Regions from separate parts of the Homo sapiens genome. Here region 1 is linked to region 2. The links are chromatin contacts, found by POLR2A ChIA-PET in ENCODE. All regions are on one chromosome and are shown on one strand. The core of a region is the stretch at or near the end of the contact, and the rest is flanking DNA. Distances in the headings are between cores, read along the strand shown. Region 1 has its middle 49 kb from the start of LINC02344. Region 2 has its middle 160 kb from the start of LINC02344.

What was found. ChIA-PET counts read pairs that join two places held with the same protein, here RNA polymerase II (POLR2A).
Region 1: POLR2A ChIA-PET joins it to region 2 with 13 read pairs in Panc1. The contact joins two enhancer-like sites. POLR2A ChIA-PET finds 5 or more read pairs at or near these places in 2 of 52 experiments (H1 and Panc1).

The regions. Positions count from the first base shown.
Region 1 is chr13:33,382,664-33,385,950 of GRCh38, forward strand. It overlaps a transcript of STARD13 not described here. Among named protein-coding and RNA genes, the nearest start is that of LINC02344, 49 kb to the left of the region's middle. Within about 2 kb of position 1,253, at least 2 of the 41 ENCODE cell types and tissues checked have a DNase peak (open chromatin) inside an H3K27ac peak, as active enhancers do.
Region 2 is chr13:33,489,193-33,492,560 of GRCh38, forward strand. It overlaps a transcript of STARD13 not described here. Among named protein-coding and RNA genes, the nearest start is that of LINC02344, 160 kb to the left of the region's middle. RefSeq lists an enhancer at 292-868. Within about 2 kb of position 1,604, at least 6 of the 41 ENCODE cell types and tissues checked have a DNase peak (open chromatin) inside an H3K27ac peak, as active enhancers do.

The DNA of each region.
Region 1 (3,287 bases), core at 3-2,502, 110 kb before region 2:
TATTGGCTATAGCCTAGGCCTCATTTGAAATTACAGAAAAATGCGATTCCATTGGTAACAAATAGGCTATCTTATGTTTGAAATTACAGAAGAACATGATTACATTGGTAACACTGATAAGAAATAAATGCTCTTCCACCGATAAGCATTATAGAAAAATGGTATTCCTATGATTTAGCTATTCTGTTGATAGCTAAATAAATATTAGCTATTACTATTATAATTAGTGAACAACGTAAACTTAACTGCCTTTAGTATCATTCCATGATATCTAGCTTCCAGGCAGTACTTTATTTATATACGCAACATAATTGGCATTTACATACTTTAAATATTTTTGGCCTAGTGGGTCTGGGCTGGTCTGGGATGGTGGGTAACATCTAGTTAGAGCTTCCATTATAAATTGAAAAATGAAATATTGGAAATCAAACTTTCAAAATTTATTTAGATTCCCTCATAAGACATTTCATGTTTCTCCCACTATTTCCCTTTCTTTGTCTCACAGACATGCCACATGGGTAGCGTATGCTTCCTTTGAGGCTGAGTTTACCACGGAATACTACACACGGAGAAGAATCTGGCAGTAAGGCTGGCCACAGTGGCTCATGTCTGTAATCCCAGCACTTTGGGAGTCCCAGGCAGGAGAATCGCTTGAGGCTAAAAGGTCGAGGCTGCAGTGAACTCCCACCTGGGCAACAATGTGAGACCCTGTGTCAAAAAAAAAGGTCTGGCAATGGCTTCTGCAGGGACCAGTGTAACTGGCACACAGTCAGTGTTTGATTTGAAATACAAAGCTGTGGCTGGGTGCAGTGGCTCACACCTGTAATCCCAGCACTTTGGGAGGCCAAGGCAGGTGGATCACCTAAGATCAGAAGTTTGAGACCAGGCTGGCCAACGTGGCAAAACCCCATCTCTACTAAAAATACAAAAAAAAAAGAAAAAAATTGGCAGGGCATGGTGGCATGCACCTGTAATCCCAGCTACTTGGGAGGCTGAGGCAGAAGAATTGCTTGAACCTGGGAGGCACAGGTTGCAGTGAGCTGAAATTGTGCCATTACACTCCAGTCTGAGAAACGGAGTGAGACTGTCTCAAAAAAAAAAAAAAAAAAAAAAAAAAAAGAAACACGAACACGAAGCTGCACATTCCCTTTCTAGTCATCTGCATGTCTCATGCACCTGGTACTTTTCTCCTTCGTGAGTTTGTTTTTCTACCAGAAGTTTTCATCCATGAGGAGGTGGAGTGTCGGGGGAGGGGAAGTGGTTTGGCCAGCTAAATGTATACAGCAGGGAGCTCGTTCAAGGGCACCAGGTTCGATTATTAATTTAGCCTGACCAACCAAGACAACAGAAGGCTAGAATTCAAACTTTGATTGCGTGGTTCTATTTAATGTGTCACCTGCAAGATAAATTATCCCTGGGAGAGCAACTTGGTTGGCTAGCCCAGCTCTACAGCAAAGATAACTAAGGCTTAAGGACAGTGTCTTGTACAATGAGGTCTGATCACAGGCTGTACTCAGATAAAAGGAACAGTGACATTGCTTTGAATCTAACAACCAATAATAACAACTAGGTAGCTTCTTCCTTTAGCTTTAACCCTGCTGTTTATTACTTGGTGGCTGTTGAACGGAAATCCTTCTCTTCAGTTTCTAAATCAATGGTTAAAGCACTGTCATGTTGCCAGCCAAGCTAAGAGTCCGGGAAGCTGACTGTTAAATCACAGAAACCACTCAGTAGGGTTTGTTAAACACTGACCAATCCATATTTTAATGCATCTTAAGAGTACTCTGTGTCCACTGGCCCGAGAAAGCAAATGCTTTTGAATCACGTCATTTAATATTAATAAGCTGCAATGAACTTTAAAATGTAGCAGTTATGTACTGTAGCACAAAAGTAAATAATCCTGGAAGTAGAGTAGTACAACAGTGAATTAGCATAAAAATAGAATATACTAATTTGAATTGTAGAATAAGGACTCAAAGTACAGAGTATTGAAACTACTCTAATGGTTTAGTTAATGACACCCACCGTGTTCTACAGAAATGTAGTCCTCAAACTCTTTGATCTCTTCATCCACTGTGGTACTCATATCCTGCCCATCTCCTTAATCCTTACTCCACCCACCTCTACCCTCAAAAAAGACTGCATGCTGAGCAAGGAGGGACTTAGTTAAATGTGCCCAGGGCTCCATGGGAAGAGCATGGGTGGTAAACTAGCAGAGAGCAGATGACCTACATATGGAACCAAAATGATGGCAGAGAATAGAAAGAGACTCCAAAGAATATACATAATCTTTTTCCTGAATCATGTCTGGGTTGATAATAGTTTCAACACACCTTGGAAATCCAGATTTTTAGTTTGGAAGAAAGGTTCGGAATATATATATATACACATGCATGTCTGGATTGATAATAGTTTCAACACACCTTGGAAATCCAGATTTTTAGTTTGGAAGAAAGGTTCGGAATATATATATATATATATATGCATGTCTGGGTTGATAATAGTTTCAACACACCTTGGAAATCCAGATTTTTGGTTTGGAAGAAAGGTTCGGAATATATATATATATATATATATATATATATATATATATATGTAGAAAACAGAAAGGGAAATTGCTCTTAGATGCATCCATAGAGTGTCAAAGTAAGAAAGTTTTCAAAATGAAAAAAAGGCAAAGTGCCTATTTGGTACAGCTGTCCTAAACTGTGAGCACAGGAAAAAAGTAAAATTGATCAGAAAAATAGGAAAGCAGAAGCCAGAGGAACTGGTAACTGAGTAAAAGAGTATTTGCCCAGAATGGTAAAAAAAAAAAAAAAAAAAAAAAATGACCAGCATTTTTACCTGTTTAAGAGCAGAGATAAAGGGGAATGAGAAGGGTAAACCAGATAACTAGATTCTAAAAGCTTAACTTGGCTGGGCGCGGTGGCTCACGCCTGTAATCTCAGCACTTTGGGAGACCGAGGAGGGCGGATCACCTGAGGTCAGGAGTTTGTGACCAGCCTTGCCAACGTGGTGAAACCCTGTCTCTACTAAAACTACAAAAATTAGCTGGGCGTGGTGGTGCATGCCTGTAGTCCCAGCTACTTGGGAGGCTGAGGCAGGAGAATCACTTGAGTCCGGGTTGCAGTGAGCCGAGATTGTGCCACTGCACTCCAGCCTGGGCAGCAGAGCAAGACTCTGTCTCAAAAAAAAAAAAACAAAAAAAAAAAAATTAAAATTAAATAAAAATAAAATTTAAAAAGCTTAAACTTAAGCCTAATGTGTGAGTCAAATTGAGTAATAAG
Region 2 (3,368 bases), core at 354-2,853:
TGATTAATCAATTGATTAGAATTGCTAATAAAAAAAGATCAACTCTCAGTTCAGGAAAATAAATATCAAGTTATATAATCTATATGTAGTCATATAGCCTTTATAGTTTTCTGCCTTCTCTTTTAACTTCCATAGGGCAACTCACTATAGTAAAGCCTTTTGTGTTATTAAGTTATCTCTTGGTAAACCAAGTTAAAAATTAATTTAGTGGTCCAGTATTCAGATATTTTTCTATTTAGTTATAATAAAAGCTAAGAAGCCATCATATTATTCTTCATTTTCTTTCTCTGACCAATGTCTAATACATGACTTAGAGAAATTAAATGTTACTTTTATGTGGGTCAAGTCCAATCAACTAATAAAAAACAGGATATAGACATCTGAAAACAATGTACCTATTAAAATTTCCTTTTATACTTTCTTTTCAAAGTGTTTAAATTAGAGTTTAATGGAAAGTATGAAGTAATTTACTTATCCAGCTTCTACGGCCAAAATGGAATGTGCTAATTTTATTAATCTGAACAATGGTGGCTTGCATTTGAAAAGCTCAAGAAACAGCGACGCACCATGGGGCTAATCACTTCAAGTTTTCTTTTCTTTATCTCTGCCCATTTTGCAAGTTCTCATTATTTGCATGAAGACTCTCAGAGAATTACCAGACCAGAAATGTAACCCATTGTATTCTTTCTTCTAAAAGGGGTAGAAATCATTTTTGAGATCATTTTCAAAATTGGAACATTGCTGAAAGGAAAAAAATCAAATGGATCGATAACCTTGAGCTTAAGGAAAAACTGTATGTTAAGCAAGCAATGGTTGTGACATAAAGTAATAATATTACTCATTAAGTAAATTTTTTTTAAACTTTCACATAAGTTTAAATAACCACTAACAGAATTTTATCTGATACAATTATAAATGGAATTAATGACAATAGTTTACAACCTGATTTCAAAAATTTGTTTTTTTATGTGTTTTAAGGAATTCCACATGCTTATTTTGCGCTGGGGAATTAATTTGAAATAGCAAATTGAAGGATGCTAGTAGGTATGTACTATACTGATATGGACAGGAGACAGGGAAATACTGGGTAGAAGAAGGCAGTTCCCCGGCAAAGGCCCCACCCTCAAGCCTGGATACTCATGGCCCTAAATGAGAACAAATATTCCTGTTTTCGCGCTCCTCTTTGGTCCGCCACATCCCCTATCCTGCACCCACATAAACCCCAAATCCCAAGCTCCAGAGCAGACCAGCAGGTGAGGACACAGGAGGCAAGCAGACCGACAGTGGAACAACGCGGCAGAGAGAAAGAAGAGTAGGGGCATCTGGATGCTGAGAGGAGTTTGGCTGGGGGTGGTGCAAGAGGAGTTTTGCCTCCGGCCGCTGGGTGGCCCAACTCCAGGGGAAGATACCTTCCCACTCCATCCCCCAGCCCCCGCCCTTCCAGCTTCCCATCCACCACACTGAAAGCCACCTCTACCACTCAATAAAACCTCACATTCATCCTTCCAGTCCGTGTGTGACCCAATTTTTCCGGGACACTGGACAAGAGCTCGGGATACAGGAAGCTGTCACACTGGCCCTCTGCCCTTGCGAAAAGGCAGAAGGTCCACTGAGCTGATTAACACTCAAGCCGTCTGCGGGTGGCCAAGCTGAAAGAGCTTTGTAACACTGAGGTTGCAGGCACCCACCATTAGACATTACCATGGGGCCAGAGCCCAAAGTGCTCGCCCTGGCCTCTGCACCTGCCCATCTGCATGCTCCTCCTCTCACAAGGGGTCTGAGCAGTGGGCAACCGAACAAGGGAGCCATACCCCTGTCTCATATCCTGTAAAGGGAGTCAGGGAAGTCTCCCGTTTCAATACTATGTGGCCATGTGACTTGCTTATGACATGCTAGAGAATGTGCCAGTGGTAGATGGGCAGGCTGTTTGTAATGAAAATTAAAATGCAAGTTCTGTGCTGAACTGAACTGTTGAAAGGATAACAGACCTTGGAAAAATGCCAGGTAGAAAACGGAAAACATTTCTCCATGGTATTTCTGGTACGTGGCACCACAGTAGACACTCAACAAATATTTTTGAATAAATGAATGTGAGGGCTGAGTTAGCTTAGGAGACATTAATATAAAATTGAAAACATTGATGATTTGATTGTCTAAGATCAGAGCAGTCCCTTAAGAAAAGAAATCCCAAATCATGTATTAGGAGAGAACGTGTTCTAATCTGGAAAATTTCAAGATTATTGTTTTGTTCATTTCTTTGTTTTTTTCTTTTTAAAATCCAATGAAAGGATTTAGCAAAAATTCCTAAGAGTCTATATGGTACATTTCATCAGTGATCTGTGAGACCTTGGGGGTTGAAAAGAAAGTACAAGAACTTAGCCTCACTCTGTTGTAGACTTTATAAAATACAATCAAGGATCTCTGTCTAAAACCACTTCTCATAAAAAAATGGTTTATAAACTTTATTTGCACATTACAACCTTAGAGATAAATAATAAAATGGAAATCTAGAGTCCAGCCTAATCTGTTTCTCCATTAAACCTCACACAATGTGATGAGGAGCTGTAGAGTTCTGAGGAATAAGGTTTGAAACCTGTTGTCCCAGAGGATTCTTCTGAGGAACCTAAATGCAAGAACCTCTGGTAGTGAAATGATGACAATTGAATGTTTTCACTCGCGTCCATGTGAAGAGACCACCAAACAGGCTTTATGTGAGCAATAAAGCTTTTTAATCACCTGGGTGCAGGCGGGCTGAGTCCGAAAAGAGAGTCAGGAAGGGAGACAGGGGTGGGGCCGTTTTATAGGATTTGGGTAGGTAAAGGAAAATTAGTCAAAGGGGGTTGTTCTTTGGCGGGCAGGGGTGGGGGTCACAAGGTGCTCAGTAAGGGAGCTTTTGAGCCAGGATGAGGCAGGAGAAGGAATTTCACAAGGTAATGTCATCAGTTAAGGCAGGAACAGGCCATTTTCACTTCCTTTGTGATTCTTCAGTTACTTCAGGCCATCTGGATGTATATGTGCAGGTCACAGGGGATATGATGGCTTAGCTTGGGCTCAGAGGCCTGACAGATATTGTAATAATACAGTTATCATTTACTGAATGTCTACCAGATCTAGGTACTTCCCAGAGCTTATTTCATTGATTCTGAGTTAAGTATTATGTCAGAGGCGTGTGAACCAGAGCAACTCCATCTTGAATAGGGGCTGGATAAAATGAGGTTGAAACCTACTGGGTTGAATTCCCAGATGGTTAAGGCATTCTAAGTCACAGAATGAGATAGGAAGTCAGCACAAGATATAGGTCATAAAGACTTTGCTGATAAAACAGGTTGCAGTAAAGAAGCCAAACAAAACCTACCAAAACCAAGATG